Linked DNA regions of Homo sapiens: region 1 is linked to region 2. The links are chromatin loops, found by intact Hi-C in ENCODE. Cell type or tissue: sigmoid colon. All regions are shown on one strand. Links, peaks and the distances in the headings refer to the core of each region. The heading gives the core; the rest is flanking DNA.

Region 1 (5,387 bases), core at 120-5,119, 77 kb before region 2:
CGATTGTTAGGTTATTTCGTTTTAAACATGGGTGAAACTCACAGTCGAATGTCTTGTTTCTTCACTTCCCAAATTCCTAAAACAGCTACTCTTTGTTTTTAATGGTGCTGGAAAAAAAAGAGACAGAGAAGAGAAAAAGGAAAACAGTGCATTCCTGAAACATTACAAAAGACCAGCCGATGAGAACCAAGTGCAGCATACTGGAGAGAATCCTGGGGAAGGACTAAGGCAGGGCTGCTCAAACTTTTGCTCTGAGACAACTTAACAAAAGAGGAGGACAAAATAATAACCCTTGGGATATCTAGAAATATAAATGAAAATGAAAATAGCTAACATTAGGGAGAATTCACTATGAACGACCCACTGTTCCAACATTTAACATATACTGGTCACTTAATTCTCATGATAACTCTATGAGGCAGATGATATTATTCCCATTTTACAAATGAGAAATGGAGACACAAAAAGGCTAAGCAACTTGCCCCAGGGTACAGTTAGAAAAGGGAGGAGCTAGGTTTCAGTCTTGCCCCAAAGCCTATGGTTTCAACCACAGGTTACCATGAGTAGTTTACCACCAGTTCAAAATTCCATTAAAGTTGTGCCTTAAAAATGCCTACAGTCTGGGCGCGATGGCTCACGCCTGTAATCCCAGCACTTTGGGAGGCCGAGGCGGGCAGATCACCTGAGGTCGGGAGTTCAAGACCAGCCTGACCAACATGGAGAAATCCTGTCTCTACTAAAAATACAAAATTAGCCGGGCTTGGTGGTGGGTGCCTGTAATCCCAGCTATTCAGGAGCCTGAGGCAGGAGAATCGCTTGAATCCAGCAGGTGGAGGTTGCGGTGAGCCGAGATTGCGCCATTGCACTCCAGCCTGGGCAACAAGAGCAAGACTCCATCTCACAAAAAAAAAAAAAAAATGCCTACAGATATTTTATTCTGTTTCATAATATTTTCTTTTTTCTTTTAAGATAAAAAATACTTCTTTCAAAGATTTTCATCTACATTTTTCAGTGTCCTGCTTCAACTTTCTCTTCAAGTAAATCTTCAAGGAGAACTCTTGCTTCAAGAAGATACACCAGTTGTTTCTTGTGTGCCCAGATTGAGAAGCACTGGCCCAGGGTGGCTAGCTGCCCCAAGAAAAACAAAAATACCTATGTGATATCTGTCAGAATTAATTTGGCCAATTAACCAAATAGATAAGAAAGATTAGGGTTTTTTTCCCCAATGTCAAGGCAACTGAAACTAAAGGGTTGTGGCTAAAATGGAATTGAACAAAATAGGTTAATTGAGTAATTTAGCAGTAGGTAGGAGACTAGACTAGCACATCAGTTAGATAGATGAAGTTCACCATGGCTACACTCAAAATAAGCATAAGCCTTGAAAATAAGGCAGAGCATCTGATAAGCAGGATATTTTTACTTTGGACTAAGATGTAAGAGTGTATGTGTGTGTGTGTGTGTGTGTGTGTGTGTGAAAGTGAGAGAAAGAGAAAGGAAAAACTGTGTGTGTGTGCCTGCATGGCATGTGTGTGTGTGTGTGTGTGTGTGTGTGTGTGTAAGAGAAAGAGAAAGAGAGAAAGAAAACTTGGAGAAGGAGCAAAAGTCTACTTTTGTTAGAAAAGATAACGCAATCCAATGGAGGAAAAGCACAGAATTTAGAGCCAATTAAACCATAAGTTAGAATATTATATCTAATGATTTATAATAATGTGACTTACGTTATTTTATCAAGTCTAAGACACCATAAATGATAACATGCATACACATTCCAATGATTTAAAGTATTTTTAAATTTGATCTTATAATGGAAGAAATACAATAACTATTCCCAATTGCAAAATGAAGATAATACATAATATAGCCCTGTAGGGTGATGGTGAGGGGTAAATAAGGTGGCATATGCCTGACATATGGTAGGGCCTCAGGAAATGCAAGTATTATTGTTTCTATCACCTTTGGCCAAAAACAAGTTAATTGTCTTTTTCCCCCAAGTAATATTTTATTTTTGCTGTTTTGCTGCACAATTTTACATTACAAAAGGTGTGGGTACTTACCTCATCACAACTGTAATCAGTATGCTGATGGATAAAGCAAGACAGTATTTATCCTTCCAAGACTTTTCTATGCTTGTACATCTAATGTGTGTGTGTGTGTGTGTGTGTGTATGTGTGTGTGTGTGCGTGTCTAAATTGCTTTTAAAAATTTGTTTACTCAGCATTTAAGCCCCCTTAGGGCATTTCACACTGCACTGTGTAATAGATAAAGAATCACACTAGAGGAGACATAATTCATTAATTCTCTTTTGAAAAGCGCTTGGTGCTATCAGTGAAATGAATATAAATTATGCCATTCCTATACTTAAGGGCTTAAAAAAGTCTAGTAGTGTCTTATTCATATTTGTATCTGCCATAATAGCCTTGAAGTTTTTTTATGATCATTCTAACTAGATGTTCTCTTTCCTGCCTTTACAAGTTCACGAATTTCTGTATTATGCTTATGATTTAAATGGGACATTGCTGTATATTGTGGTTATTTGTGTTTACATTCTTATCAACTTTATCACTCCCTCCCCAACCAGTGTAAAAATGGAGAAGGCAGGTTGTGGCAATGACCTAACATTGATCATTGGAAATAGGATGGAAATATAGGGATGCAAGTAAATTGAGAGTAATTCTTTTTTTTTTTTTTTTTGAGATAGAGTCCTGCTCTGTTGCCCAGGCTGGAGTGCAGTGGCGGGATCTCAGCTCACTGCAAGCTCTGCCTCCCGGGTTCACGCCATTCTCCTGCATCAGCCTCCCGAGTAGCTGGGACTACAGGTGCCCGCCACCATGCCTGGCTAATTTTTTGTATTTTTAGTAGAGACAGGGTTTCACTGTGTTAGCCAGGATGGTCTTGATCTCCTGACCTCGTGATCCGCCCGCCTCGGCCTCCCAGAGTGCTGGGATTACAGGTGTGCACCACCACACCCGGCCCAATGGAGAGTAATTCTAATAATCAACTATGGATCCTCGGCAGTATGGAGAAGGCCTAGAAGCCAAGAAGAGATCAAAAGGTGAATTAAATAAAGGAATTGAGGTGACCAAACTGTTTCCGGACCAAGCTGAGGGTCAGGCTGCCTATTCTCGCAGCCCAATAATGAGAGGCAGACGAACTGGGAAAGAAGACAGTTTATTTCTGTAACTGGGTACAGGGAAAAGGCCTGGAAAATATCGCCAGGCCAACTCAAAGTTACAAAGTTTTCCAGAGCTTATATACCTTCTAAGCTATATGTCTGTGTGTTAGTGTGCATTCATCTGAAGACATAAGTGATTAACTTCTTCTAATCTATAACTAAGATCTGAATCCTGAAGACCTTCCTCTGGAGCCTCGGTAAATTTACTTAATCCTAATGGGTCCAGGTGCTGGGTGATTACCCTTATCTTGTCTCCTGCTAAATCATGGAGGTTTGGGGAGTTTCTTCAGACCCCCAATAAACTTGTTTGTGGAGGTCTGGGGAGTTTCTTCAGACCTCCAATAAAACTTGTTTAATCCTAAACAGGCCTCTGTTAAGAATTCATTTGTTATCTTGTCACACTTCAAGGCCCAGGAAAGGCCTGAGCAAAACTCCTGGTGGGCTTTTGTTACATTCCAGCCTTTGTATAAGGGCACTAGCTCGATCAGCTTTTAATATTTAACTTGGCCACTCCGTCAGTGCTGAAACAGTTGTTACAGAGGCCTGTGTTAGTGAGACCCGGCCTGCCACAAAACTGTCCTTGTGCTCAAAGAGTAGGTGAAGTTGTGGTGAGGAAGTGTGAGAATTGGAAATAGTGGAAGTTAGGGTTATAGAGAAGTTGGAGTAGCAAAGGAAACAGTGGACTTGTTGCCATAATATCTTCCAAAAGTGTATATATGTGGCGACTGGGCTGTTAGTTGGAGAGTGCATGGTATAGGTTATTGCCAAGGGTTGCAAAGGAAGTTGAGCATTTTAATCAGTAATGAGGTAGAACAATGATTCTCAAAGTGTAGTTGCCAGGCCAGCAGCATGAATGTCACCTAGGAACTTGTTAGAAATGAAATTCTAGGCTCTACCCCAAACCCACTGAATCAGAAATGAGGATGGAGCTCAGAAATCTGTGTTTTCAGAAGCCCTCCAAATGATGATGTTCACTAAAGTTGGACAATTCTTGGTTTAGAAGTTGTAGTGCAGACAGCTGAGCAACAGCTCACCACCTACCCATCATCATCACCACAACATCATGACAACAATGTCTTTGGTAACCTGTGAGACTGGGATTTCAATTAAAGCCAAAAACTAGAAGGAGCATTAAGGCTAAGAAGCAAAAGGCAACTTTTCCACTTTCCAACTTTCTCTGGAGGAATAGAGGAATCTGTTTACAATAGCACAAGGGTTTCAGAGGCAGCCCTGAATGTTGATTCTCCTCCTATCCTAAGCCTTTGTGTGGGCTCAGTCTTCCTTGATAGAAACTAGAGACCAGAGAATATAGGGAGAGTAGTTAGTTGCATTAATAATTATATCAATATTTCATAATAACCATGATTACACTATTGATAGTTATACATATATATAATTAGTAACTATTAATCCAGGTTCAATCATGAAAACCACCAAGAGAACGAGCTCCATGATCTCAGTGCTGAAGGGTGGGAGCAGCCCTCTGCACAACTACAGTACCAGGTAGAACAGATATAGCCACATGGACTAATGATTTTCCAGTTTATCCTTAGACTTAACCAAAATCAGGCCAGTAGCATATTAACAAGCCCACAGTCCCCAAGAAGCATTAAAGTTTCTGAATTTAGTATAAACTTTCTGATTTATAGACCATAGTTTATAGTCTTGCACTCATGATCTCCTCCTTGCTCTGATCCAAACCCTTCCAAAACTGCCTCTGAGATCATTCTCTAAATGGAGCTACCATTTAGAGATACCACAGATCACTTTAGCCCTAATTACACCGGTTTCTTTGCCCCTAACTACTGTTTATTTTTTTTTTTAACTTGCATGTTGTTTTTCTTAGGAAATTGAGGAGGGGATCCTGAAACTCAAACAACTGGGAATGCTGCCTACAGAGTTAATTTTAGTTGAACACTCTCCTTTCCCTGGCTAAACTTCAGCTTTGTTCTTGGCTCTCTGCACTCTTGAGTCACAGGAATGTAAACATGGGGAACCTCATCCTCTTTCTCTTGTCTGTTTCTTTCAATGTTGTCTTTATTCTAATATTTCTATTTCTAATAACTACTAAACCCAATACCTTTCTTTCCTTCCATAAACAGATCTGCTTTCTGATCAATACAACCCACAGTGGAAAAGGCAACAGGATGAGATGAGGCATCCATAATGAGAGGTTCAAGGATTGGAAAAGAACAGAGCTGCAGTGAGAATGCCA
Region 2 (5,387 bases), core at 166-5,165:
CTCCACTCTCCCAGAGATGGACACTTAGGTTGTCTACCAGCTTCTCATTACTACAAATAACACTTCTATGAATACATCTCCCCTTTGGACCTTGGTGAGGATTTCCTTAGGACATATACCAGGACAGAACTGCTAAGACAAAGGGTATGTGTACTCTGCTTTTGACTTAGTATTATGACTATTCTGCAGAACACCTGTACCTATCCACTCTCCACAGCAAAGCACAGGGGTCCCCATATCCCTACCAACATTCTGCATTTTCCAACTTTCTATTTGCTGCCAGTGTGACAGAAATACACTGATATGTCAGTGTTAACTTGTGTTTTCCTAATAATTTCAGACATCTCTTTGTATCCTTGTTAGCCTATTCATAGACTTTTCCTATTTTGCTTTTCTATTTTTAAACAGGAGTTACTGTTCCCTTGTTGATTTGTATACTCAAGAGATTCTTGTTGGTTACAGACATTGCAACCATCTCTCATCCTCTCATATATGAACCACGTCTGGGATGTCTTGCACTAAAGAGAGACTCTTATTTTGATGCGATCAATTTTTTTTTTTTTTTTGCCTTATGGCGTATGCTTTTGAAGTTTTGACCTAAGGTCTTCCCCCACCCTTTGGTCCTATTTTCCTATATTTTCTCTTATTAACTTTATAGTTCTACCTTCCTTATATTTATGTCTTTAATCCACCTAGCATCAACCCCTGCATGCAGTTAGGTAAGAATGTTTTGTTTTTTTCTTCCAAATAGCCATTTTCCCCAACATTATTTACCAAGCAATCCATCTTTCCCCTAGCGAATGTATATTCGCTATTTATCTCTAAAATCTCTATGCCATGCATTAGTGTATTTAACTGTTCTTATACCAGTGCCAAGTTTTGGGTTTTTTTTTTTAATAGCACTAGCCTTGTACTACACTTTAATATTTGATAGAGCAGGTCCCTCAATCTTCTTTAAAGATAACTTAGCTATTTATGGACTTTTACTTCTCCAACTTTTCCATATAAATTCTAGGGTAAGTTTATTGTGTTTCTCAAAAAACAAGAGAAATTAGACATCTTTATAACATCTCTCTGTTTAAAGGCATGATATATGTCTCTTCATTTATTCAGATCTATAGAGTTCCCATGTATTCTTCATAGTAGTCTTCGTGGATATTGCTGCTATTGTGAATTTGTATTTTCTACTTGATTTTTACTGGTTTGAGAAGTGCTGTTTTTGTAGGTTTATCTTGTCACTGGCAACCTTGATTTACATGTATTCATTTTAGTGTTCAGTCTGTTGATTCTGTTGGTTCTTCTAGGTTAATAATCATATCCATATCATCTGCAGTTTTTATTTCTTCCTTCCCAATCCTATTACTTTTTTTTTTTTAAGAAAAGGTCCTTCAGTACTGTATTAAACAGTGGCAATCATGGGGGTATCTTTGTCTTTTCCCAAATTTAAGGGAAAATCTCTGTGGCTTTTTTGTGTAAAGCCCTGATCAAACTATAGAAGCACTACTTTCCCACTTCACTCAATTGCACACACATGCACTCACACTATACACACACATGAATATACCCAGTCACTAAAAAACTAAGCTGTGGAATAAGGGCAAAATAAAGAAATATATATTGTATATTTAACATGTTCTATACTTCCAGGGAACGTTGTTATTATGAATTACAGTAACTAAGATGCCAACTTTTGCAAAATGAAAGTGACAGACCTATTCCCAGTATTTGGATGGTCTTAGAAATACAAGTTCATGAAAGATCTAATCCTAACTGCTGTCTTAAGTGTGCACAGAAAGAACAACTTCACCAATGTTTTAGCACGTTCAATTCCATAAAAGGATCCTCTCCCTGCCCTAAGCACACACATGCCTTTTCCCCTTCGGTTACCCACCTGTTATACCCCAAAATAGTACTGACAGGCTGTAAAATCACAGGATATCTTTATTCTTCAAGATATTAAATATATGTCAAAGTGTGTTTATAAGAGCCAGTAAAAGCAAAGAACTGGGAAGAATCGCATGTGACAAATTTGGCTAGAGAACACAATCAAAATACAAATATTCTACTAACTAATAGTAATGCAAGTATCAGGCCCTATTCCAGGACCATTCAGTATTTACTTAAACATTTTACATTAGCAATCTCTCAGAAAGATAAACTAGGGCCCAGAACATAGGAAAGAGACGGAGTTGGCACTAAATATTTATGCTAAAAGCACAAACCATGACTCCAATATTTAGACAAATGACACAGGTGAATCATGTGATTGATAAATGAGAAGATGCTGAAAGAAGAGATTAATTTTTCAACACCTTTTCGGTTTGTATTCAATTGTAAGATGATAAGAGAGAACAATGCTATTCTGAAAAGGAAGGTTTCATTTATGAGTTACAGCAGTAAGTTCATGTTCTTAACAAAATAGATAAAAAAGACATTCTAGAAAAAATATAATAAGCCTGTCATATGACGAAAATATTTTATCATTAAATGAGACCAAATAGTTAGGTGGAACTGCTAAAGTTTGTGTTTTAGGGACCCTCCCCCACCCCCATCCCACAAGGCTTTTTTTAATACATAATAGAAATTACCAGGGCATTATCCCTGTGAAAACCAGATTTCATCATTTATAGAACTTCTTATATACATTTTTATGTATACCTTTTTCATTTCATGCAAGGGTAAAATGTCATTCTTCAAAATGTAAAGATCTCAGGGTTTATTTGGCAACATGGGCTTTTCATGTCCTATTCCCTCTTCAGGTAGCATTCTTTCTCCCTGACCCTTGTCTACTGGGATCACCTTTTTCAAAACCCAATTGCTTCAGCAGGAATTGTTTCCTTAGCTTCCCCCTTCCTCTCCCTTAAGGCAATTCATGCTCCTTTTGGCCCTGGTACATCCATTTACTCTACAGTCTAAAATATGTCTACCTCATATTTTACATTTTTTCTTTTAAAAAGCTGAACCTAGATCTCTACTTAGTTTAAGTAACGTTTGTACTGTTTGTCAGCTATTGCTATCCTTAAACTCATATACACGTCTTTTGTCTACAATTTTTCCATTAGTTCTAGAAAATTCTTGGCTGTTGTATCTTTGAATATTCCCTGTCTCCCCTTCTGTTATTTTCGTCTGGAACTCTGGTTAGAGAAATGTTGGACCATCTCACTTTATCCTTCATGTTTCTTAATATCTCATCTGGCAACACTTCTGGCGGAGAAGGGCAGTTCTGTTTTTACTAACAGATCCCGGAAGCAGCTACACGTCCAAATTGGGAAAGAACTTTTCCTCACATCAAGGCTGGCCTGGGCTGTGCTCCTGGAAAACTCCCTGCATGAAATCACAACTAAGTAGGCTTTGACAAAAAGAAATTTTAGTCAGAGTACTCAGTAGGAAGACAAAACCGGAGCGCATGCATCCTCAGCTAGTACCCAGGTCTTGGGCACCTCACAAACCTCTGCAGTCTCAGTATCGAAACGGCAAACTGCTGGGAGACTTAGGAGGAGTACAACAGCAATTTTGCGCAAACTGTGGCTACTATTAATATGTCAGCTAATAGAGTATGCAGTGAAAACTGCGCCAGCACTGCCACTACTAGCTGTGCAAATGGGTCAGTCGCCTATGAAACAGGGATGATAAGGGAACAGTGCTTGTGACTAAATGAAGTAAAGCAGGTAGAGTTTAACAGTGACTGATAGCACTGACTAAAAAAATTACACACACACACAAGTTAATATGTATAATGTGTCTAGAATTGGCACTGGCATATATTTATAGTATTAATAGCTATTATATTCTTACCATTATGAATGTGGGCTTATTTATTAATGATGAAAATTTGTGCTTTCATAAAAAGGAGGGAAAATGGCAAATGCTCATACCATGATTTGAAAGAAATAATTTCTAAAACAGGTTTGTTTTTTTTGAGATGGAGTCTCACTCTGTCGTCCAGGCCGGAGTGCAGTGGTGTGATCTCAGCTCACTGCAACCTCCACCTCCAGGGTTCAAGTGATTCTCCTGCCTCAGCCTCCCGAGTGGCTAGGACTACAGACATGCGCCACCACGTCTGGCTAACTTTTGAATTTTTTATTAGAGATGGTTTTCACCATGTTGGACAGGCTGGTCTCAAACTCCTGACCTCAGGTGATCTGCCCACCTCAGCCTCCCAAAGTGCTGGGATTACAGGAGTGAGCCACCACGCCTGGCCTAAAACAGGTTCTTAAAACTCATAGTTCTGTCTCTTATTCCATACTCCTATATCAAAAGAATGCTATAATGATCACTTTTAGGCAATGTAAAATTCTGAAGTGTTTTCCTAATCACCAAAATGTTAAATTACATTTACTGTCAAGACATTTTGGTGTAAAAGAAGGGACTAGTGTTTTTAGTGTGAAGAGCCACTTTTCAGTAGCATGTCCTCAGGCAAGCCACTTCATCCTAATTGGACCTCACTTCCCTCATTTCTAGGAGAGAGAGTATGTGCCCTCCACCTAACTCGAAGGGTTCTTAAAGTTTCAAATAACATATATGAAGTGTTCTTTTAAATTACAGGCTGTCACACAGTATTAACTATGATGCCATCTTGTTTTGTGACTCCTAGAACACTGGCACACCCTAACATGAAACTTTAAGCCAGACGAATGATCCCTATCACCCCCAACCCCATCCCTTCACTACCTGGGTGCAGGTTAAGCCACAGTGAAAGGCTGACAGGAAGGCAGAAGGAGCCACTGTGTTATAAGTTTTGGGAAACATATGAAAAGCCAATCTCCCAGTCCTATCATTTTCCCCTCTGCCAGTCTCCAAAACCCATCCCCCAAACATCTTCATTACCATCTTGAGCTTTCTAGGAGCTACCCAATACCTAACACATAGTGGGTGTTCAATATCCACTGAATTAAAGGCCAATTTAGATTGAATTTTTATCTCTTAGAGGAAGCTCATCTATTCATCCATATATCATTTCTATATTTTGAAATGTGATATATTTAAGAAAATTCAGGCATAAAGTATTAGAGCCTGGAGAGCCAGTCTTCCTGGGTTCAAATTTGGAGTTTACTACTCTCTAGTTGTGTGACTTTGGACAAGTCATTTAAGCTTCTAAGCCTCAATTTCCCTATCTGTAGAATGGTGATAATAGTAACAACGACATGGGGCCTGGCACATAGTCCGTGTACATTAAATGAATAAACATTAGCCTGTGTTTTAGAAAAAACTCTCACACTGTGTTTTTCCTCTGCTCTCACACTGTAACAACACAGAAGGCTGTGACCAAATATGTGGGGGATTTGCAGCTAAGTATCCCCCAACTCAGTTCCAACACTCCCTACACCTGGAGACGGTATCAGATCCCACAAGTTGAAAGCTCAGTCCCCAAGACCCCACCCTCCACC

Evidence for each region. A loop is a pair of places that touch in the nucleus more often than their neighbours do. Peaks named below come from ENCODE experiments on the same cell type or tissue, not always from the same donor. Only the 100,000 strongest peaks of a DNase experiment are listed, where the experiment ranks them.
Region 1: a loop joins it to region 2, with 5 times the contacts of the local background. A loop is called at or near these places in 16 of 110 quality-filtered maps.

The regions. Positions count from the first base shown.
Region 1 is chr6:57,252,802-57,258,188 of GRCh38, reverse strand. It overlaps a transcript of PRIM2 not described here. Among named protein-coding and RNA genes, the nearest start is that of LINC03001, 7.9 kb to the left of the region's middle. In sigmoid colon, for the core only: no CTCF peak of the experiment used is centred there; a DNase peak (open chromatin) is centred at 210; H3K4me3 peaks cover 789 bases; H3K27ac peaks cover 1,054 bases.
Region 2 is chr6:57,175,948-57,181,334 of GRCh38, reverse strand. The region is part of intron 1 of BAG2 (BAG cochaperone 2); the gene reads right to left. Among named protein-coding and RNA genes, the nearest start is that of BAG2, 6.3 kb to the right of the region's middle. In sigmoid colon, for the core only: no CTCF peak of the experiment used is centred there; a DNase peak (open chromatin) is centred at 3,284; H3K4me3 peaks cover 3,370 bases; H3K27ac peaks cover 967 bases.